Regions from separate parts of the Mus musculus genome. Here regions 2 and 3 are each linked to region 1. Evidence: chromatin loops called from intact Hi-C (ENCODE). Cell type or tissue: gastrocnemius. All regions are shown on one strand.

Evidence for each region. A loop is a pair of places that touch in the nucleus more often than their neighbours do. Peaks named below come from ENCODE experiments on the same cell type or tissue, not always from the same donor. Only the 100,000 strongest peaks of a DNase experiment are listed, where the experiment ranks them.
Region 2: a loop joins it to region 1, with 1.9 times the contacts of the local background. A loop is called at or near these places in 12 of 42 quality-filtered maps.
Region 3: it touches region 1 in a loop (5-fold over the local background); 5 of 42 quality-filtered maps call a loop at or near these places.

What each region holds. Positions count from the first base shown.
Region 1 is chr14:30,132,274-30,140,273 of GRCm38, reverse strand. All of the region lies in intron 9 of Cacna1d (calcium channel, voltage-dependent, L type, alpha 1D subunit), which reads left to right. Among named protein-coding and RNA genes, the nearest start is that of Gm52106, 63 kb to the right of the region's middle. In gastrocnemius, a CTCF peak has its summit at 3,123 (motif pointing left); DNase peaks (open chromatin) are centred at 2,397, 3,092 and 7,027.
Region 2 is chr14:30,346,561-30,354,560 of GRCm38, reverse strand. It overlaps Cacna1d (calcium channel, voltage-dependent, L type, alpha 1D subunit), which reads left to right and starts at 1,075. Exons shown (of 47, transcript NM_001083616.2): 1 at 1,075-1,636; 2 at 3,612-3,921; 3 at 7,658-7,763. The coding sequence starts at 1,570. In gastrocnemius, no CTCF peak of the experiment used is centred here; DNase peaks (open chromatin) are centred at 1,089, 1,732, 2,279, 3,761 and 1 more place; H3K4me3 peaks cover 1,912 bases.
Region 3 is chr14:30,668,896-30,676,895 of GRCm38, reverse strand. It overlaps Rft1 (RFT1 homolog), which reads right to left. Exons shown (of 13, transcript NM_177815.3): 7 at 2,648-2,726; 8 at 1-46. Among named protein-coding and RNA genes, the nearest start is that of Rft1, 19 kb to the right of the region's middle. In gastrocnemius, a CTCF peak has its summit at 4,742 (motif pointing right); a DNase peak (open chromatin) is centred at 4,741; H3K27ac peaks cover 857 bases.

The DNA.
Region 1 (8,000 bases):
CAGAGGTCCTAGTTGTTTAAGCAGATGGCAGGGGACCTCTCTTTGTGTGCTCCTGGGAGTTAGTCCCAGGGAGCCCTAGTTAGGAATCTCTGAGTCTTGACCTGTGTCAGTGGCTGAATCTCTCATGGGTCTAAGAATTGTCTGGAGGGCCCTATCCTAGGTATCTGATGCTGATGACAGGGAAGTCTCCTGTGAGCATTCTTGGGCTATTTAAGATATCCACAGTGTAAACTTGCTATTAGAAAGCTGCTGCGCCACAATTAATTGAATAGACAAAATTATCTCAGAAGGTAGCTCCTGAGCATTTGGGGAATTTTCAAGGATAATTTATTTAACTTTTTGCTGAGCTTCAAATTTCTTTAAGAAACCCTGCCAAGTCTGTGGGGCATGTGTGTGTGTGTGTGTGTGTGTGTGTGTGTGATTTTTTTTTTGGACACTTACAGCTGCTTCTTCATGAACAATGGTGTTATTCTAGGGCTATTAAAATCTGGAAGCCTAAAATTCTATTTTAATCTCTTCTCATTGTCATGGTTAATTTTTTTAAAAAAATTTTAAAATAATGAAACCATTTTAAAAGGGAGCCCATTCTAAAATTCTGACCAAATGAATCAGGGCAGCCTTATTGTGGGGACTCTTAGGGACCAGTAATTCCTCTAAGTAGTAATAATTGATACCCAAAGAAAGGAGGAGCGGGTACCTGCTGCCCCCATTGCCCACAAGAGTACCTGACTGTAGCCTGCTTCCTTGTTGGTCCCAGAGTGGTGGCCACTGCCCACCCACCTCTCATTGCTTCTTCTACCATGGGCCTCAGTGCAGAAGGTCACCCTGGCTGCCTGCCTGGCCAGTGCTACCTGATTTTTGTTTGTCTGTTTGGTTTCCTGCATTGGTTTGTTTCAGGGGTCAGCAGAGAGTCACAGGTGGCATAGCTGTTTGTAAATAAACACCATGGTGCTTTGCTGACCTTGTTTTGAAAGACTGTATTTGAGGAATGCAGCTCAGTTGGTAAAGTGCTTGCCTGACATGCACAAAGCCTTGTGTTTGGTCCCCAGCTCCTTATAAACTGGACATGGTATGCCATAATCTCAGCACTGGAGAAGAAGAGACAGTGTGATACAAAGTTCAAGGTTACCCTTGGAGACCAGGCTCCAGGATGTGTAAAATTCTATCTCAAATAAAACAAACAAAAAAAAAAAAAAAAGAAAAGAAAAGAAAAAGAAAATCACATTTCTTTTTTTTCTTTTAATTTATAAGACAGCTTTTTAATCACAAAGTATCCCAAAGAAGTTTAGAAATGAAAATATTCTACCAAAAACCATAGAAGAAACAGCAGCAGTAGGTAGGTGGCTCACGATAAATATGAGTCCAGGTCACCTACCCTCTCTGGAGGAGCAGCTGGCAGTGCTATGACTGGGGAGACTGATGGGAGGGCCAGCCCTGGGGTCAGAGGTTGGATGCAGTGCCCACTGTCATCTGCCCTGGCCTGCTCTCCCCTGGGACGATTAAATCAGCACATGCCGTGTGGCTTTCATCACAAGCTTAAGCAGTCTGGTATTTATTTACTCAAAGGTCATGGGGCGGCAATTAGCATTTATCTGGCATTTCGTGTGTATCAGATGCTGTTCCTGGGGCTATGGGCACATGAGTTCTTATTCTTCACACTGCTCTATGAGACAGGAACTTGATGGATGAGGAAATCAGAGTGTGCCAGCCTTACATAGCCTCCCGAGGCTGCGCAGTCGTGAAGCGCTGCACTGGAGTTGGAACCCACCACTGTTGGCGCTCAGGGTAGCAGCGTGAACCTGGGAGAGTGGGGCCTAAAAAAACAAGGTGGAGTAAAGTCCCATGCAATAGCCAGCTTTATTCAGAGCATCAGACAGTTTATACTCTGGGGGTTAACAAGAGTCACCTGAGAAAAGTGTACAGTCAGGAGGACAAGACACACATGGCAAAACCATGCTTTTCCTTGGAGGAGTAAACAAGTAACAATAGCCAGTTGTAATGAATAGTCTGAAGTGAGCTCACTCCTATTCACTACTACACCCAGGAAGGGGACATAAGCGCATTCCAAAAACAACCCACATCCTGTTGCACCGAGGTTATAAGACCTCTTGTCTTAGTTACTTAGAGTTTTCTCACAAGGTCTCAGAGATCTCACACAGCTTTGTTCATGGGCTATGTTCCAACTCATGGGTATTGGAACATTTGTGCCATGTTCTTCAGGGTTAGGTTGGGGAGGGGGAACTTGCAGTGTGGAGAGAGCATGCCCTTTGTAGAAATGCAGTAGTCCCACTAAGGTGTAGGCCCGTGTTCCTATGCTTTTGCAGGCCCCAATATGGCCCCCTATACTGCCTGTGCACTCCCATTTCTGAGCATGCACATGTAGACTCTACTTTAGAGGTTAGCTGGATGGCTTGGCACGAGTTCAGAAATGCAGCACTGCTAGATGTCAGAGAGTCTGTGACTGTCTCCCTTGTGACCCGATGACCATTAGGGGCTTTAGTAACAAGGATGCTAACAGTTATGGGTGGTCATGTGTCGCTGGAGTGAAGCACATCGCTTCTCTTACCTTGGTTCTCATTTACTTCTTCTCCAGCAACTCATTAGCAATGGCCCAGTCCTTGCTAATATCTCACGAGTAAGCAACACTAGGTAACCAATCCATGTTCATACAGCAGTGGGAGGTACAGTTGTCAGAGTCCAGAGCCCACCTTCTTCACTGCCACCTGCCCTGCCCCAGAGACCAGTCCTGATTGGCATCACACTCCCAATTCATACCCAGAGCCTCTGACTCCCTGAAGGGCACTTTCCTTAAGCACTTTCTTAGATGCAAGGACAAACATAGGAGACCTGTGTCACAAACTAGATAGTAGATTGCGCATTCAGAATAGGTTCTCTGGGACAGGTTGACAAATGCCCTCAACCCTTCAGATCCTGAGCTATAGATTCCTAGCTAGGAGGAGTGGGTGGCAAAAGTGGATTGGAGACATGCCGACATGCCTCAGGCCTCCGCTGTTCCACACTGGACCAGCTGTTGCTGCCCTTTCTGCCCGCCTGCTTGCCTGCCTGCCTGCCTGCTAGGCTGCCCTGTTTGTATTGCTCTTGCTGCCCTCTACTGTCTGGTAATGGAATTGCCTGTGTTCAACCTGAAGGGGTCACGGTGGCTGATCTGCTAAGAGAGGATAAGAAGAAAAGGAAGTTTTGCTGCTTTCGACAACGCAGGGCTAAAGATCACGGTAACTTGCTGAGGTGTTCTTGCTCTGTGGAGGCTCCTTGCCTGACGTTTCTGGTTTCCTCTCCCTGTGCATAGGCATTGCGTGAGCTGCATGCGCTGTGTGGAAAGTGCCTATGTTTTAATCGCTTGGTTTCTCTGATGCTTGGTCATGCTTGGTCTTTTGGCCTTTTCCCTCAAACGTGTGGCATCACTGAGATGGCACCTTTCCGTTTGCACTGTGCCTATGAAGAAGCCTCTGAGCCAACTGAGGGAGCTCGTTTGATTCAGTGTGAATATTCTTAGCCTGGAAGACACGCTTGGAAATGCTTTTCCTTGAATGATGCTTTTAAGTTTAAACTGTTTAGAAATTCCAATAATGTTATTTGGCTGATTTTTTTTTCCAGGCTACATGTTTCAAATTGCTTCTTGGGCGTCGCTGGCTCATTTACCCAAGGCCATGCTAAAGCTAGTAATCTCAGCTTCAAGAGTAAGGGAGGTAGCCCCCCCCCAAAAAAAAAAACCAACCAAAAACAGAACAAAAGCCATCTGGGGGCACTCAGTTCTCTTCAATGAGAATAGCCTTATTTGGGAAGTATAAAGTTAAATATAAAGTTTTGTCCTAAATACTGTTGACCGCACCCTTACCCCGTCCCCAACCACTTGACAAAGCATCCAGGATCATTAACATAGAGATGTGTATACCAAGAACAGCTTGCCCAGCTGTCTGTGGGTCACTGCTGTAGCTGGGAGGCAGTGCACGCTTTGCTTGGATACCTTGGCATGGACAGCTTAGTGCTGACACCAAGATGGACCCCAGTCAGAAAGAGGAAAAAATCTTTGAGAAGACATGGACTGCAGAGGCAGATAGCCAGCTGCGCGCCAGCCGCTCACCCAGAAGAGAGATACACGGCATGGTTTTGTTGCAGTGTGAGAATGCTGAGCTCAGAGGTTAAGTGGGGTTGTCTGTGTTAGAATCCTAGCCTCCTCAGAAGGCCTGAAGAGGAAAGGCATCAGGGGATAGTCAGATGGAAAGCATTTGGCTCACAGGGCCCTAAAAGCTCGAGAAGGAAGAACTCTGTAAAGCTTGCACACCAATATAGGCCAAGGATGAAGCCGACCTGCTTGGGTTTAGTATTTACAACATGCTGATGAGTGCCTTGGGGCCTCTGTCAAGAGAGGTAACCCCTCCTGGGGGCCACTCACCTCAGTAGCAGCGTGGCCTCTGGGGTGGTTTGACGATGTGAGAGAGAGGAAGCCATCTTATCTCTTTGAGGAAGCTGGCTTCCTGGAGTGAGGAATGGCCGTTCTATTGCTGGGAACACAGACCGACTCTGCTGGCGATGGTGGGGCAGGAACCTCGGTTGCTGTGCCACCTTTCCCACAGTACCACCTTTCTCTTTCTCTAACAAAGAGAGTAGTTTTTCTGGGCACAACTCCAGGTCTTGATTCAGACCTGGAGGCCTCAGTCTGACCTTGACCCACATTTCCCAAGGTGAATGTGGCTGCGTCATAGAAATCCCTCGCTCTGTGTGAGCAACACGCATTAGCACAAGCATGTAGCGGTGCCTTCAGGGGCCACCTGGGACTTTGGGGTTTAGCCGTGTTGTCACAGCACGACGCTGCTCATGCTTGCCATGAAAATGATGCAAGGACAGAAGAGCTTGGGGTCAGACCCCTGTTCCTGGGGAAGGAGCACAGTCCTGCCACTGATGCGTTATCCAGCCTTACCTCTTGCCCCCATCCCTTGGGAAGCTTAGCAGCATCAGGAAGTACTAAAAGAAATCCCCAAGTGTGGGCGAGAGCTTGTGCTGAGAAGGGGAGATATAAGGCTCTGTGATAAGCTGAGTGCACACACTGCTCTTACAGGGGTGGGAAGTTTAGTGTGGGGCACCAGCACTGTATAGGTCACAGGCACCTGTAACTCCGGCTCCAGGGCATCTAATGCCCTCTTCTGGCCACCTGCATGCGTGTGGCTTACGTTTACACTTAACATAGATACAAACATTTTTCAGAAGGTAAAATAATTTTAAAAGCAAGCCACTCAGAGTCCCAGGACATCTATGCAAGCAGCTGCTGTCGTGACAGCTTTCAGAAGGACTGCAGAAGAGCTCAGTGTGGCGTATTGAAAAGCCTTCTTCCGGGCTGCTGTGGCTGGAGGGTCAGGGGGCTCCTGGGGCTGACTTAGGCTCTTGAGGAGCCGCTCAAATGCTGTGTTCTATCTCCTGGATATTAGGCCCGGAGAGGACTTGGATTCAGGTTCTTCTGGGCAGGCCGCAGGGCTCCTAACTCCTGAGTGGGTGGTGGGCAGTGGCTTCCCAGTGCTGCTCAGGTCCTGGTCTCCTTGAAGGGCTGGGAAAATGTCGGGAGACTTCAGTCCTCAAGGGCCAGTAGTGAAACCAGACAGCTATGGGTGTTTCTGTTCCTCCTGAGAGCTGGTCAAAGGTAACTGGATCTTGGAGGAGATACTGGCCTGCGGCTCAGGTAACACAGACACAACAAACGCATGCCCTAGTTATGCGATGATGAGGCCAGGCTCCCCGACTGCTCCTCTGAGTCTTTGACCTCACTGAAAGAAATGACCTGGTGAATTGGTATATGCCACTCCGAGGTGCTGCCCAGTTGCATAGACTCATGTGTGTGTGTGTACGTGCGCATATGTGTGTGCAAATGCATTTGTGTATGCCTGCCTCTGAATTTGTACAGCTGACAAGTATGGTTGTGAAACACGTAGTTTATAGAGTGAAAGTTGATGAGGAAATATCTGTGCGTTGGTTAAGGATACTAGGTATTGTGCTAGCTTGAGAAATGTCCATCATTTGGTTATTTTGTGAAGTATAGTTCAGAGTGGAAGCCAGGCCTGGTACTCCTCCATGTTAAAGAAAAAAACAGTGACCTGCCTCCTCAGGGAGTGGCTCCAGGTAGCGCCTCGCCTAGGCTGTCTATGCCACCAAGGATGAGCTAGGCAGCTTTCCAACATCCCCCTACCTGCAGCGGCACCCAGGTTCCTCCCAGCTCCTCCCCGCCCCCCAGCTTCTAGTGCTCTCCCCAGAGGTCCAACACCTGAAGTAGAAACAGACTTGTAACTCCTCCCTATGCAGATGGCCCTAGTGTGTTCCTGTAGGGGGTGACTGGCATCTGCAAACAGCAGGAGGTTCTGAGAGGTCTGCCTAAACCCTAGCAAAGCCCCAGCACTGACTCCTGCTGGGGAAAGAAGGGTAGTTACTCCATAAGATGCCATGGAGGCCTTAGGAGAAATGCACCTGTCCCCGGGTTTATCACATGAATTTTTGTAATCCTTCCTGCTTTGACTTTTATAGAGTTGCAATAGTCACCAGTACAGCTTGTTACTATCTCCAGGAACTGGGCTTGTCTGCTGGGTGTAGTGTGTAGACATGGGAATACTCAGTAGCATTTAAGCTTGTTCCAACCCTGTGGTATATCAGCCTACTTAAGCATCTCTACTGAAACTGTGGGTATGGTGTGCCACACAGGGGTGCATCCTGAGTGGGATGGGAGTGAGCTGACTACCCCTGTGGCAAGCCAGCTGCTTGGTCATCTGGGCACTCACGTCCTTTGCTGTGTACTTCCAGGAGCCTCTTCCAACACTGATGGATTCTTCTGTCTTGGTCGTTTTTAAAGTGTAGATGAGAACCTTTGAGGGCTAAGTGCAGGAAGGAGGCTCTACTCAGTCACTAGCATGAAAGTAAATGTGCGGTGTGTAGCCATGGAGGATAAAATGCTTAATGTGGAAGCTGGGCCCACAGCCCCGCCCCAGCCAGGCCCACAGCCCTACCCCAGCCAGACCTCTGCAGGGGGTGGGTGGAGCTGAACACCGGGCTACCCAGCTCTGCAGAGCTTCGGCCCCTTGCTCAAACTGAGGGACCTGATCAAGGTTCAAGCACACAATGTCTTCATCCTCTCCCTTCCAGAGCCCTGATGACATCATTCTGGAATAGACACCACACTCCTGGGGACCCTGTAAATGATGGTGACTGCAGGGTTGCTGTCCCTACAACATGCTAAATTAGACAGTAACTCCTCTTAAGTCAAAAAAAAAAAAATACACAGAGTGGTAGCCCACACTAACTCAGAAGTATAGTTGGCTGTTCACACTAGATGCTCCTGGACAGCAACGAGAGGGGCCTGGGCAAAATGACCACAAATTGGAGTGCTTTGCTTTCAGAGATCCTCCGGAGAGTTTTTCTGATACCATTGGCAGGGTCTGTGCTTGGACACCTTGCCCATGACCTGGAGCCAGGACTGACACCCAGTGTGCCTCATCCTGTTCAGTCCTGACTGACACCCAGTGTGCCTACAGCCTGTTCAGTCCTGACTGACACCCAGTGTGTCTACAGCCCTGAGGCAGATGCTCTTAACCATATAGATGAAGACATGGAGGCAGAGAGAAGCCAGGCCACAAGTGGGAGTTAGATTTAGGACTGATAAGCACATGATACTCTCTGGTACTGTCCTACCACCCCAGAGGATGAGTGGGAGAGTCTGAGGCAGGGAGGCCTCCTCATCCTCTGTGTAGCCTGGCCTCAGGGCTCCACAGTTCCCAGTGTTGGTTGCCATTCACAGTGTGGGGTTTGTTTCCTGCCTTTCTGCCTGCACAGCCTTGGGAAGCAGCTAAGAGTGGCACTCTAAGCACTCAGTAAGAGTGGCTCACTAATAATTAGCATAGATCCAGAGATGCAGAGTGATGTGGCCCCTTGGTCACAGGCCGGCCGTCACCTACCTGCCCCCATCAGATTGTAAAATGAAGCTATAGGGATGAAGAGCCACATCC
Region 2 (8,000 bases), 210 kb before region 1:
ACTCCGTAGGAACAAGCAGATCCGAACAAAGGCAAATAAATCGAATCCTGCAAAGTAACAAAGCAGACGCCTTTTCCCAACAGCCAGCACAAAGCTAAATGAAAAATATCAGTCATCCACTAGATACAGTATTTCCCCCTCCAGACGGAGCTGGGGCCTGTAGACCTCCCCCACTACAAACAGGAGGCCGAGAAGGTACAAAAAAAAGTATTAATTCCTAAACGAGTCATCAATTTGAGCTGCACAGTCTACCTCTCCACACTAGCAGTTTGAAAGACCTTGGCTGTTACTTCTCTGTACCTGTCTCCAAATACACGTGGAGGTGATGGCGAGAGGGAGGGAGCCCACCGCCACGTATGCATAAGGGAGGGAGGACGGGATTCAGGGCTGAGGGCAGATCTCTGAGGACAGTCAGTGCTCCCCAAAGAACAAGCCCCCCATCTCTTTGCACCTCTAAACTGGAAGAAACGGTGTAAGAGCTGGGGGACGCCTGTCCAGTCCAAGCAGAGCCCTCGAACCCTGAGCTTTGATGCTGCAGCAGCAGCGATCGCCTGCGGGCACCTGGGTTCCTGGGGGGAGGGGGGCGGGGCCTCCCCCAGGTGTGAGAGTGCGAAGGCCACCAGAGCCAGCCCAGCGGACCCCAGGGGACCCCAGCAGCCTCCGCTTGGGGACGCCGTGTAGAGGAGCGGCGCATCGGCGCCCCTAGCAGCAGGCACGGGGCCCCACGGGCCTGGCTCGGGGAAGGGGCGCCCGCGCGGCGGCGCCGAGGGGGTTAACCGGGCTGTCGGCGGCCGCAGCGCACTTAACCCTCGGTCAGCCGCGCCAGCCTGGGGGTGGCGGCGTCCGAGTCGCGCGCCGTGGAGTCCGGGGGGCGCGTGGGCCGCAGGCGGGCAGCTGGGGCGCGGCGCGGCCGGTGGGAGGCCCGGGCGCGCGGGGGAGGGCGGGGGACGGCGGCGGCGGGCGCGCAGCGTCGCCAGGGCGAAGCCGGCGTGCAGCGCGGCGCGGCGGGCGCGGAGCGGGCGGGCGGGCGGGCGGGCGAGCGCCTCCGTCCCCGGATGTGAGCTCCGGCTGCCCGCGGTCCCGAGCCAGCGGCGGCGCGGGCGGCGGCGGCGGCGGCGGGGCACCGGGCACCGCGGCGGGCGGGCGGACGGGCGGCATGGGGGGCGCGCCGAGCGGCCCGGCAGGCCGGGCGGGCACCACCACGGTGTCCCTCCGCTAGAGGAGGGGACCAAGCCAATTCTCCTTTGCAGTAAAAAAAAATAAAAAAAATAAAAAATTACATGTATATATTACTAAGATAATATATACATCTGATTTTATTTTTTACAAAAAGTTTATTTTGCTCCATTTTTCAAAAAAAAAAGAAGGAGCGTGGGTGGCAGGCGGTTTTTATAAATTATCTTTATTTTTGGTTATTTGTCTCTGTCCTTCCCCACCCCCTGCTGAAGCGAAAATAAGGGCAGGGACCGCGGCTCCTACCTATCCGTAACCTCCCATATCCGTTCCTCCCCCTCCCTAACCCTGAGCATAGTGCCCTGCACACAGTAGGCGCTCAATAAATGTTCGTGGATGATGATGATGATGATGATGAAAAAAATGCAACATCAACGGCAGCACCAAGAGGACCATGCGAACGGTGAGCAGCCTGAGCTTGGGTACCCGCTGCCAAACCTCATCCTATCATGATCCTACTCTTCCCACCCCCAACCCCCCATCTCCGATGCGTTGGGTGGGTTGAGGGGGTTGGAAATGATGCTTTTGGCTTGGTGTCATCTACATAGAAAGGGGTGATGCGCGGCAGCTACTCCGTTCTCCTCTTCAGGCCGTGAATGTCAGTTAATTCTGCATTTGCTGGGGTGGGGGCGGCCATTTGGGTGTGTGTGGAGTACTGTGGAGCCAAGGGGCAAGAGTGAGGTGATCCGGGTTCAGTGTGCTCGGGCTCAACTTTCCTCTTTCATCGCCCCTGAGCGATGGAAGAGGAGGTGTTAGTCTTCAGCCTGAACCCTTTTTCCAGCCTCCCCCTATCTCCCGCGCCTCTGGTTGACTAAGAAGAAGGTCCTTAGTAGCATCAGGAAAATTCTAGGACTGTTCCAGGTTTACCCCTTGGGTCGCTTGGTCCCATCATCTCATGGGAGAAGCCCCGGGTCTTGGGATCTGAGGGAACAGGGTCGGGTGGAGCGTGTATTCCCGCTCCCTGTGCCTCCTGTGCACACGTCGGTAACCTAGCAATGCCCAGAGAGTTGCTGCCGCTGTGGGGCTCTGCAACTCACCACGTGCAGTTTCCACACCAGCGGGGGCCGGGTCTAAGAAGGCTGGGGTGCTTTTGGCCAGGTTCCCTTCATGGAGGTCGTTAGCATTTCCCAGCCCTGGTTTTCTTGAAGCCTTTTCCGGTGAGCGCTTCTCAAAGGAACCGCTTGGCAAAACTAGTCCCTGATCTCAGATTGAGTGCCACCTGCCTGCTTTGCTCTGTCCCAGGCTTAAGGACAGTAGGGCAGGAGACCTGTGCTTGCTTTGACTCTTTACTTAGTGATAATTGGTTTTGCAAACGCCCGATTTCCAACCTCTGACACCACTCTCACTTTGACATCTGCTTCAGCAGAGGTGATGGTGGCCCAATGTCCATCTTCCAAGGAATGACCAGACCCACAGTGAGGCGAGCTCTATACATGAAGGGACACCCTCCATCCCATGCCCTCCCCTTCCCCCCTCCCCCGCCCGCTTTTGAGTATTTTGCCCTGGGAGTACCTGGATGCTACTCTACACTGAGATAATTATTGCATAGGCCTTGAGGTTCCCTGACATAATGCACCCTGACTCTTAGGGTGCAGGCCGATTAGATGCTGGCTTGGCTGCTGCTGCTGCAATTTAAAATGCAATAATAATAATAAAAAAGCCTTAAAGATGTTTTTCTGTTTTCTGAAGCTTGTGGAGGAAATGAGTCCCAAGCATCATGAATTTTCATTTGTAGGAAGTGTTAATGCATAATCTAGATATTTGTTGTGGGGCTTTTGGTATTGCCTGGTGCCAGTAAAGAGGTTTTTTTTTTTTTTCCCATGTAGAAAAAATTGCATATATGGCTATGGAGAGCTTTTGGAGGAATAGTCTAAAAGTGGTTAAAACTACTGAATTATTGGTTGAGTGTGTGTGTACGTGTGCCCGCGTGTGTGCGTGTGTGTGTGTGTGTGTGTGTGTGTGTGTGTGTGTTGGTAATTACTTTTTGAGAAAGGGAGTTGTGTATATCTGTTAAGCCATGAGAGATACATGTGTTTTCAAAGTCAGGAAAAGACACGGGATCACTGTGAGAATGGCCTCAGTTTGTCAGAAGAGATGCACTAAAAGATTCCTTTTGAAGACACAGGTATGGAAGAGTACCAGTGTGGTTAGGTGTGGCACAACAATGGCCCTGCATGACTGATGCTCAGAGTAGAGCTCTGGTGACTTTTGCATTGCCTGGCCAAACCCCACTACTTGTGACAGAAGGTTCAAAATGGGAAATGCAAGATGGGAGACACTTTTGCTTTTTAAAAAGATAGTATGGATTGAAGTCTTCTTCTTCTTCTTCTTCTTTTTTTTTTTTCCAAAAGGAATAATCTCTTTTCTCCTCTCCTCAGAGGCAAACTATGCAAGAGGCACCAGACTCCCTATTTCTGGTGAAGGACCAACTTCTCAGCCCAACAGCTCCAAGCAAACTGTCCTATCTTGGCAAGCTGCAATCGATGCTGCTAGACAGGCCAAGGCCGCCCAGACCATGAGCACCTCTGCACCCCCACCTGTAGGATCTCTCTCCCAAAGAAAACGTCAGCAATACGCCAAGAGCAAAAAACAGGGTAACTCGTCTAACAGCCGACCTGCCCGTGCCCTTTTCTGTTTATCCCTCAATAACCCCATCCGAAGAGCCTGCATTAGTATAGTGGAATGGAAGTATCCTTTTTTTTCTGTGGGAAGTCTTTCTCATTTGCCATCTGTGCTTCAAAAGGATTTGCTTTCTGCAGTGACACTTCTCAGAGCCTTAGCAGTCTGGAATGTGAGCAATGGTGGCAACTGCAGGCAAGGGGCTTCATGGGCTACGGCTTCCTGTCTCCCCAGCTTGCAGAGGGTGTGTCCATGAGTATATTTAGCCTGTGTGTGTGCGTGTGTGTGCGTGTGTGCGTGTGTGTGTGTGTGTATGTATGTAGTGCTGTGTGTGTGTGTGGGGGGGGGGAAGTGAAGATTGCAACTTCATAGTGGTAGGGAGTTAGAATATGAACGAGACCTTTGGTCATAGAACACTGGATAGGTCTGAAGCTGTTATTGTTTTGGGGGCAGTTATATGCATTTTAATTTGTTGAAAATTTGGTATGCTGATTCACAAAAAAAAAAAAAAAAAGATGGAGACTATTTTCAGTCTGTACTAGAAATGACCTTTAGTGGAATCTTCTGGTTCTAGTGACTGAAATTTGCCTGGACAGCTACAGTGAGTGTAAGGTTGCTTCTGGCTCTGCTATTTGCTAATTCTAATTGTTTAGGTAACTTTAAATGCGAACATTTGATTTATAGGGAGAAGTTACTTTTGATATTATTACTACTACTACTATTATTAGCTGATCAATGCTATGACTTCCTGAAATTTCTTTTTGATAAGCTTTAAAAAAGAGCCATGCAGCCATATAGCAAGTCTAGAAGCCATGCAGGGGAGGCTGGTGAGTGTCTCTTCCTCTAAGCCCCGTGTGTGACAAAGCAGCACTCCAGGGAGGAACTGACAGGTGCTGCATATGTCTGTGTATGTACACACACACACACACACACACACACACACACACACACATTTGGACTGGCCTGAAGTTACATTTCTGAGTGTCTGCATTTTTAAAACTGAACTTTAATTGGCTCCAGGATGGTCATCGCCATGCCCCAGATCTTGGAAAACAATATTGCTTCTACCTGCTTATTCCCTTCCCCAGACCTGGGAGCCAGGCTCCAATGCCTGCCACCCGCTAGGAAAGGTTGACTGGAACCTTCTCTTGAACTCAGGCTTTCTAATTAATCATATGCTTCTTTGGTCTGGGTAGAATAAAGCATTGCACTTTCCCAGAAGGGTGTTTCGGGCCGACAGGCCCTCTGAGTATTTCTGGCAGCAAGCAGGAGGTTTCCTCAGCAGGCTCAGGGAAGGGAGATGCCAGGGTGAAGGACTGCTGGGTGACAGCTAGAAAGTGGGGGGTCCTCATCATGGCCGCTGCCTGTGTGATCTCTGTCTTAGCTTGCCTATTTTGTCTGCTCATGGACAGGAGTTAAAATGAAGCAACTGTCTAGAAAGGTTTTGGGGAGAGCAGTTGAATGCCAGGGCAGGATTTGAAGGTTTTCACGTGCTTTTTTCTTTTTTAGCACAGATGTCTCTCCTCCAGAGTGAGTTATGGCATCTCTTGAATACTTGGGGCTGTGTGCGTGCATTTTCTCTTTAAATCCTCTAGTCTGAGGAAAGAGCTCTCATACAGGCCAAGAGGGGGCTGCTAAGTGAGGGTGTGCCTAGGTGGTCTTACTGGGTGTGCTAGAAACATGCTCTCCTGAGGCTGGTGTGAGGTGACTCAGAGTAAGCAGGGGCCCCTCAGCAGGGATGTTCCCTTTAGGTGGAGTGAGGTGCTGTCTCACTCCATGCATAGGAGTTTCTATGTAACAGTTTATATATAGTCAGCGAATTCCTGCATCTCACCACTAGCTCTCTTTCTTGAGAGAAATGCAAGTGTGTGTACAGGGATTTAAGAGACATGGCTGCCAGTTCAGAATGCTTGTGCACAATTTCTGTAACAGGTAGATAGTAAAAGGCCCCCTCCATTTTAGGGACCAGGTCACAGACATATCCTTCAGCAGCTCAGTCATGCCCAGTTAGCCCTGAGAGAAGCCAATCTGCCTTTGTAGGCTGGCAGGGAGTAGGGGCGAGATGGCGCCTGTGTAAGAAGCGGCTGTTGGCTCAGTCCCACATATTTCTTATAGTGGTAAGATGGGATCCTCTGCTGTCTGTTGACTGAGTACTGCCAAGAGCTAGACACCTCAAAGGCACAGTGTGCACAGTTCGCAGAGGAAGAAAGATGGTGTGGGGAACAGGAAGCACAAGTGTGTCTTTATGGGAGTTGACATACAGTGTTGGAGGGGACCTGCTGTGTGTGTGTGTGTGTGTGTATGCGTGTGTGTGTGAGTGAGAGAGAGAGAGAGAGAGAGAGAGAGAGAGAGAGAGAGAGAGAGAGAGAGAAACAGAGCCCTGAAGTCTTCTTAAAGTCAAATCCCAGGGCACAAGATTTTATAACCGAGTTGAGGAATCAATATGATTAAAGCTAACTGGCTTAAAAATAAACCCATCAAAGTTAGTAAGAGGATAATGCTATTCCTGTCCTTATTCCAGGGAGTTATCTGAGCTCTCCAAAGGGGTGAAGCTTTATAGAACCCAAAGCAGCTATCTCCGGAGAGGCAAGGGGTATTTGTTTCTTGCGTCACTTTGGGGGTTCCCAGGAGGCCATCGGCAGGAGACTGTTCCCATCCCTGAATCTTCAGCACCTAGTGGGATTTAGTAAAACTGCCACCTTGCGTCTTGTAGATGAGTGTTGTATACAACACGATTGAAACTCAAACCCAGGAATTGTGATTTGTTCAGTGCTCAGCAAACCCTCTGTTTGGAAAAAGGCTGAAAGACAACCATTTGGGCAGATGTCAAACTTGGTGTTGCCAGTTTTGACAATACCTTTTGCTAACAGAATGCTTAGGCAAGTCTCTGTTGAAGGCTATCTCAGAGGGACTCTTCCAGACAGCCCTCGGGGATTTTCTTGTTAGAGCCTATTTTGAAAGTGTCTGGTGCTGATTTCTTGTGGCTTTTAAATTTAATTGTTTATAAATTGTACACAGAAACAGCACATTATGAGGTGAGCCCAGCCCAGCTCTAATCTGAAACAGTTATACTGTTGATTACCCTGGTAGAGAAGGCAGAAGAAGGGAGCTGGAAGCCTGCTTATCACAGCATCCAAGGTACTAGGACATGTCACACAGTGGCACAGAGAGAAGGGAGATGGTCCCATGGCTTTCCTGGACTGGTCCCAATCAGGAGTTTAGATTGACTCAGCCAGGAACAACCTCTGAGAAAATGGCTCTAACACAGTGACAAGGACCTATGGGAGAGGTCTTTGTTGTGATGGTTATATTTCTGTGTCTATGACAGCTGATTTAGTAAGATCCTTGTCACTTTTTAAGTTATAGAAAGCAGAGGCCTGCTTCACACAATGAGCTAACTGGATGTATATTACTTCCAGGTTTTAATACACAGTGAGCACCAAAGAATGGGTGTAATGTGATCCTTGCAATAAAAGAAAGGCTGAGGAGAGGTCTCAGTGAGGAGAGGGGCTGTGAGAGGACCAGAGGAAGGCACTTCTGAAAACCCAGTAGCCACGATAGCCACAGAATGATGTGTGTGTGTGTGTGTATGTGTGTGAGTGTGCATGTATGTGTGTGAGTCTGTGTGTGTGTGAGTGTGCATGTGTCTGTGTGTGTGTGTCTGTATGTGCACGAACGTGTAGGGGGATAGGTGGTGGGTGGGTGATTTCCATTTTACAAGCAACTCAGGTGTGAGATGCCTGGGGCTATAAGAGGGATAGATAATGTTTGTATAACACATATGTGCCTTAACAAAAACTTTCAGACCATTTGACATATTTATATTATTGGCTATTTTTGCCAATTGTGTGGCCTTAGCTATTTACATCCCATTCCCTGAAGATGATTCTAATTCAACAAATCATAACTTGGTAAGTGACTTAGACTTCCTGCTTTGGTGGTGTGTGGCAGTCCTCTGCATCTGTGATTGCACTGGCAGACGGTGTTGTGGATGATGCAGTTTACAACGATGATGCTCTATTTCCCAAAGCTTTGCCACAGTGGGGTTATGTCGTTGTTACTGTTTCCTAGATTTGACCTGAATCCTTCGATTTATGCTGAATGAAAGTGTCTGAAGTCATGAGTCTTATATAAATAGAGATGGAACT
Region 3 (8,000 bases), 540 kb before region 1:
TCGCCAAAGTTTAACACATTCAAAAATGTCATCACGTACCGCTCGCCTATAAGAGAAAAGCCAAGCGATCAGCATTTCAAACGCAGCATTCATTGTTTTCTTTCCTCTCCTCTATGATCTGCCAATGTTTTCAATCACTAAATAGTCCCCACCCCCACTGCCTGGTTTGTTTGTTTGTTTGTTTGTTTGAGTTCAAAAACAGACTTGAACTTGAGAACCTCCTGCCGTACCTTCCTGGTGCTGGGCGTATAGGTGTGGGCCACCATGCTTGGCTCCAGCTGACAAACTCTCAGAGAAGCATCAGATAACCAATTAAAGATCAATGTCCTAACACTGATTTCACAGTACCTCACAGCAACAGTTCAGAAAGTGCCGAGGTCTCTATTGACAGAATCTTGAAGCCAACTTAAAAACAAGCAAAAATTATTTCAAAACCATACTATTTAACAATAAAATAAGGGGAGACTGCTCAAATGTTAAAGGTGAAAACGGCTTCCAAGTCTTAAGGGAGGCCAGATACTCTCTCTAACTCTGTCTCTGTCTCTCTTGGTCTCTGTCTGTCTCTCTCTGTCTGTCTCTGTCTCTCTTTCTCTGAAACAGGGTTTCTCTGTGTTTCCTGGAACTCACTCTATAGACCAGGCAGGCCTGAAGCTCAGAAATCTACCTGCCTCTGCTTCCCAAATGCTGTAATTAAAGGTGTACGCCAGCATGCCTGGCTTGAATTTTCATTTCCACATATGAAACGCCCTGGCCATGACAGAGACAGGGCACCAAACAGTGGCCACAACCCCAAAGATTAAGTTCTCTCCTCCTGGGAACTCAAAAAGAATTCATTATAAGGCCAGACTCCCTCTTCTCTCAAGACTCCTCTCTCTGACCTGTCTCCCTGTAAAGACAACTGTGACAGGGACTTCTTAGGTCCTATCTCTGTGCTATTCTGACCCTCTAACTTCAAACAGTTCTAGGTTTTGTAAATACAGCTAGCCTCCATATCTGAGGGTTTGTGATTCTAATGATTCAACTAACTATAAATCAAAAACATCCCAAAAAGTGCATTTGCACTGAACATGACTTTATGTGTATGGATGCTTTTATTATTATTATAGTAATAACAAATAATAAATTGTTTCCTAAACAAATAGTACAACAATAGCTCCGCATAGCACTTGCATTGCACTAGGTACAATTAAAGCATAAAGAAGAGTATGTCTAGGTTATACACAAAAAATACACCATTTTACACAGGGACTTGAGCACCTTAGATTTTAAAATATCTGGGATTGGTCTAAGAACCAAAACCTGATACCAAGGCACAATTGTATAATCCCCTGTCAATCCTGAGTTCACGTCTTCAAATAGTTCCTTAATACCTGCAAAGCATGGAGGCTCCTTAACTCTGCACTGGAGGCCTTTTATATACTAACTCCAGCTTTCTTTTTGGCCTCCTTTCTTCAGCCTCACCCTGTCTGTCACACTGTCATCCTGGTTCAGTCTGAACCCGACTGACTGGAGTATCTTAGCCTTCTACAATGGGTTTTTTCAGGCCCCTCCGGCAGGACAATGGGCTCTCCTCCTCATGAGCTCCCTTGGACAGGAGACCTCTCAGATGTTCACATCTCTTTTCCTCTTTGGCTTCTTAACAGAGCTCTAGTAAACAAGGGCCCGTACAGAGCCTGTGCTAAGTCTCCAAGCCCCGCCCACAGCCATGCACTAGCTAAGTACTTCACAGCAGTGGCTTGGCAAGAGAAGCTCCTTGAGGCCATGCTTGCTGCTTATCTGTGGTTGTTCTCAGCACCCACAGTGTACAGGAAACGTGGGGTGGAAGCATATATGCTCTCACTACCACAAACAGAACCGTTCAGAAAATGGCTGGAAAATGTATAAAAAGCTAGGATCTGATAATGAGATTTTGTTTTTCTCTAATTTTCTGCCATATAATACACGTTTATAATAAATATTTTAAATGATTTACTATGGGCTTTTCCAGTTAGGTTTTGCTGCAGCTTAAGTATAAAGCGTTTCCATGTATTTAAGCTTTGAGCCCAGCCCATGGTCCTCCTGAAACCCTCAGGAGATAGAGCCTAGAGGGAGAAAGCCAGGTGACAGGAGCATACTGTTGAAGGACATATTAAAACTCTGTTTCCCAACAGCCTCTCTGCATACACTAGCACCATGACATACAACAGCCTCTCTGCATACACTAGCACCATGACACACAACAGCCTCTCTGCATACACTAGCACCATGACACACTGCTTCACTTTGGCAACAAAGGCGAGTAACCGTGAGTTAAAGCTGTGGCCACCCTGAACCTCTCCTTCCTTTAAGCTGGTTACTTTGGGTAATCTGCCACAGTAACAGGAAGCTGACTAACAAAGACTTGGATTTCAATTCCACATCCCTACACAGAGGGAGAGACTATCTTCTGTAAGGCTGTGGAGTGATTTAAGGCAGACAACTTAAGTAAAACATAAAGTTAAATAAATATTGGTTCCCTATCTTATTTAAAAGCAGATAGAGCAAGCACATCTCTAAGGGTCCTCTGCTGCGGGCCCCAGACAAGTGTTCTGGTGTCAGCAGTCCCGTGGAATCCTTTTGTATCTTCTATGATCTCCCAACTGCTCAATGTGAACTCTGCTTTACTCACCTTCTGTCAAAATCTGCTTCAAGAACGACTGTTTGAAGAAGCTCCAAGCCAATCCTGCCTCCTTCCAGTTGACAAATGCCTGAAAGAAAAATGAGCATAAAACCACATCTCCAGCTTTTCAGATCTAAGCCTGGGCAGTCCATACGGCCCCAACTTGAATAGTTTCCCCTGACTCTTCAATCAGTGCTAAGAGCATAGAAGACATCCAAACATACCAGAAAATGTATATGACGGATAAGATTTGAATCGTGAATGTTTCCTACGGCCATGTGTTGACCTGATTGGAAGGTGGCAGAGCCTTTTAAGGGTGCCCAGTGAGAAGGGCTTAGGCCACCAAGGGTGTGCTTTGAAGGGCAGTGTGGGACCCCAGCCCCTTCTCTTCTTTCCCTTCCTTGTCAGGAGGAAAACTGTTTTGTTCAGCCATGCACTTCTGCCACAGTGTGCTACCCTGACACGGGCCCAGAGCCTCAGGACCAACTGACCATGGACGGAAACTTCCAGATCCCAGCTCGTTGGGCCTTCCCATCCCAACTCACCTAACCTAGACACGCCCAGAGGCTCCTTTCCCATATGATTCTAGTTCCTGTTGGGTTGATAATCAATATTAGTCGTTATACTATGTAACCAGGCTGGTTTTATTTATGACCCTCCTACCTCGGCCTACTGAGATTACAAATATACAACACCACACCTAGCTAATTAAAACTTGTAGTGAGAATTTTGGTTTCTTTAAAAACATAGAAATGTTATAGGAATATGTTTTTATTTTAATTCCAGGCATGGGATATGGGGCTGCTTTAGACTGTCCATAGCGGCAGACTATGATTTGCCTCGTGCTCTGGCAGGGCTGTGATCCTGCCAACTGCAGATAGTTTCTGCAAGTATATGACAGGATGCTGAAGGCTCTTGAGAGAATATAAAAACGCTAGATCCCTGAGACAGGTAAGGCAGCCACTACTCCTCTGCTGCTGGCTGGAGATATTCTGACAAACATCCAAATTGCCCAAGGACCTTGACACCCTAAACAACAGGAGGTCGTCTAACAATACCGATGCTCCCTCTCCTCTCTAGCCTTCCTCTACAACTTAGTGTTGGGGGTTGGAAGGGATAAGGGGAGAGAAGGGTGATAGAAATAAGAGCCTATAAAGTAGCTAAAAGTCTGGCTAAAACAAAACAAAATGGTGTGTGTGTGTGTGTGTGTGTGTGTGTGTATGTGTGTGCACACAATACAGGCAGGTAGGTATGCATGCCACAGTACCTGTGTGGCGGTCAGGGGACACCTTTGTAGAACCAGTTTTTTCCTCCTCTGTTTACATGGATTTCAGGGTTTGAATTCAGGTTACCAAGTTTGTTTGGCAAGAGCAACTTTACCAGCTGAGCCACTTGATTTGCTAAGGATGACTTTGAACACCCTATCCTCTTGCCTCAAGCTCCCAGTGCTAGGATCACAGTCCACACTACCATACCTGGTTCATAGGATGCTGGAAATTGAAACCAGGCAAAAACCTTAACAGATGAGCTAGCCTGTTCCTATTTTTAAGGTAGGGTCTTATGTGGCCCATGTGGCCTTGAACTCAGTCTGCAGCTAAGCTGAGGATAACGCTGAACTCCTGATCCGCCTGCACACCTACCTAGTGCTAGAATTATAGGCACACCATCACATCCTGCTTCCCAGTGTTAGTATACTAACTCAAAATACCACTTTTGCCGTGTGCTGAATATGAAGAATTAGGCAGCATTTCACGTTACTTTTTCTACTCTAACCTTTAAACTGCAGTGTGTATTCTAACCTTACTATCGCCTCAATTCTAATTATTCCAAAATGCTCACAGTCACATGCAGCTCAGGTTAGACGACCTGAGCACCTCTGAGAACGCAGGGCTCCTCTCAGCCCTGACTCCTCTTCTCTTTTCTTATAGACTAGAAGAATGCAGGCCTGAGTCCTCCCAGACTGCACTGTCTGCGGGAAGTCAGTGAGCTCTGAGCAGGTGCCAAGGCATCTCTAGCCCTGAAGTAAGCCTTCTCCAGGCAGAAGACATTGAGCTTAACACTGCCCAACCATTGCTTTTCCCCAGAACAAGAGCTGCCAGACATCACCACAAGAGGGCACTGTGGACCAGGAATACTCAGACAGATCTGTCCCTGGGCCGCTCTGGAGAAGTGAAGGCATAGATAGATCTCTTTCACATCCCCCTGTACTGGCACAGTCCCCTGAGGGATCTGTGCTGTTTTCAAAGGAAATGAAAAGTTGAAATTTGCCGCCCACTGGCTCTGGGGTCGTGTGTGTGTGTGTGTGTGTGTGTGTGTGTGTGTGTGTGTGTGTGTGTGTGTGTGTGTCTCGCCAAGACAGTCTCACTTAGGTAGCCCTGGCAGGCCGCAAAAATCTGCAAGTATTCTTCCTCCTCGCACTCATTGCTGGGATTAGAGGTCTGAGCCAGTTGCCCAGACTCCATTATGCTCCTATTGAAGCCTGCCTGCCTGCCTGCCTGCCAGTAAGTAGTAAATGTGTTTGGGGAAATAATTCAGCTTTCTAAAGAGAAAGTCCTTGGGAGAGCGACTCTAATCTGGAAGCTTATAAAAGGACTTCCTCTCCTAATGCTTCAGTGTCGATGGCCACACTGCTTACAACAGCCGAAGTGCTCATTAAGGACACATTCACAGGAAGTCCACTTTGGGGCTCTGGTTCTCAGGCCACTGACGGGTAGAAAAGAAGCAACTTCTGGGGACTTGTACCCTTCTATTCAGAAGGGGTCTTGCTGGGATGGTGAAGGAGACTGGTTTACAAAGCTGGGTTGGTGCGATTGCACCCTGTTCCTAAGCAGACCTTCTAGAGCCTTACTGTGCTTAACGGGAACACTGAGGCTTGGGAGGTGAAAGGTGATGGATCGGCAGTAACTGTAGGGAAGGCTGAGAAGGAACCAGGCTCATCCTGCTGAGTCACCATTCCCTTCCCAAACTCTGTGACTCAGGATGATCAGCCGTGTGCCTCCCACACTGACAAGTCATTGAGAAGTGGAGGCCACAGCCCATCGCCTCCACCACCCATACAGCACTCTCCTTCCCCCTTTCTCTTCCTACCCCAGTCCTTACAGGCCACCGATGGCCCCAGACTTGCCCACCTCAGGACCATCCTCATCACTTCGTGTCTCCCACAGAGATGTCTCACTTACAACTTGCCTAGTGCGTCCTTTTACTGTAGGTTTAGACTTTGGCATCAAGCTTAGAGTCTAGGGCTTAAACTGCTTCTTGACTTAGCCCAACGGCCATAGGCAAGATAGTTAACTTTGCTAAGTCTTGGTTTATCATCTGCAAAATGAGATTACATTATACCTCATATTTAAGATCCCCTAGACATGGTGACACATGCCTGTAGTAAGAGCGCTCAAACTCTGAAGCAGGAGGGACTAAGAGCCTAGCCAGCTCCATGGTGAGACCCTGTCTTAAAAGAGACAAATCCTATTTGATGGAGCTGGTAGGGGACTGAATGACAGAAAAACAAGATACCACGAGGCTCCTCTACATGGCACCATTCAAAACCTTCAGATGTGTGTGACAGCCCAGGCTTGTAACCCAGCACTCAGGAAGTAGGGACAAGAGATTCATAAGTTCAAGGGCATCCTCAGCTACATAGTTAAAGGCTAGCTTGGCTTACCTTAGGCCCTGTTAGATTCTGGGAGAAGGAGAACCATTGTCTGCAATCATATGCCCACCTGGTTCCAATGATAACTCCAAACCCACAGCCACACAGAAGCCCCTGCCCTCACCCCTGCTAAACTCAGTGAGTCACAAAATAAAATGAAGCTGCGGAGTCCACCAGAGCCAGCGTGTCTTCAGTGTGAGTCCATGCCGAATTGCTGTGGTGGAGACCTGAGACACTCGCCAACCACACTGCATCATTTGGTGTCCTTGGAGCAGACACCCAGGGTGGACGGGGCACTCAGGGTTGGGACTGAGAATGTGGCCATTTGAGTCATGAAATGAGAAAGAGGTCTGTAGGAAATGGCAGGGTGGACGAGGGTAGTAGGAACCTGGGACAGGGAAAGCCTTTCAGTAAAGTACTATACATGTACAAAATTGTTGAAGAACAAATTTAATTTTTAAAAATTAAAAATGGCAAATCTTTTTGCATTCTAAAAGCAAACCAAACCACCTGTAAGTTCTACTGCTCCAACAAGTTCACACTCCACTCTACTGAAGTCATTGCCACTTGCTGAGAGCCACATGCCATGTCCACCTCCCTTCATAAGCTCCACCCACCCTTCTTTTCCTCTCCTTGACTGGTCTACTCAATCCCCCCACTATCCCCATATTTCAATCCCAACCCAGCAAGGGGCACAGAGCAGGCCTGAGCACATCTGTTTCCTTCCTGTGGCTCCATGCATCACCACACATCACTGTTCACTTCTGCCCACCCATGTTCAGCTCCAGCTCAAAGGCAGCTTCCTCTAGGAAGCCTTCCTAAAAGATCCCAGACAGACTTCTCCATCCACCCTGACCGTCTGCTCTGATGGCACTAAACGCAGTCTTGCAGTGTGGTTGGCGAGTGTCTCGGGTCTCCACCACAGCAATTCAGCATGGACTCATGTGGAACACACGCTTGCTGTGGTGAACGCTGCAGCTCTACTTAAATATTTCAAGTTACTCAGACATGCCAAAGAATATAAACAGTGGTCATCATTTGAGGTACCATTAGCTTATTATAAATCCAAATGAATACCTATAAAAAACCCGTAATTCTAAAAGACTAGGAAAGGAAACCGAAACATTTGGTCCAGCTGATCTTTCTTGCAGATGATTGTAAGCAGTTTTACCGAGGAGCTGCTCCAAGGAGCCACGCAGGTATGCCGCTTGTGGGAGAGCTGAATGCAGGCTATTCTCTTCTTGTTCTTTGTTTTGTTGTTGTTTTGGGGGTGGAGACTCACTATGCAGACCAGGCTGGTCCTCCTTGAACTTAGAGAGATCTACCTGCCTCCCAAATGTTGGGATTAAATGCACACACCACTACACCTGGCCTAAGACCCCTTCCTCTCTTTACCCCTTTAGAAATAACAAGCCTGAGTAAGTTTTCTACCTGGAACTTCCCAATCTTTAAGTAAATAAAAAACTAGCATGGTCAATAAGCCCAACTCTTTTGGAAGACTGGTTAACCACACAGACCTAACATGGTCCATAGAAAGCAATTACAAGGAAGAGGATCCAAAACAAGCTGTCTGGTTTGGGGTTTAGTCACTTAACTCCTCTGAGCACCAGCTCTCGCATCTGTAAAATGGAGACGAGAGCAGGGTCTTACAGACATTACTATATCCTCAGACTTTTTCCTGATTTTAACCTTGGGGCAGAGTCTTTCTAAGCT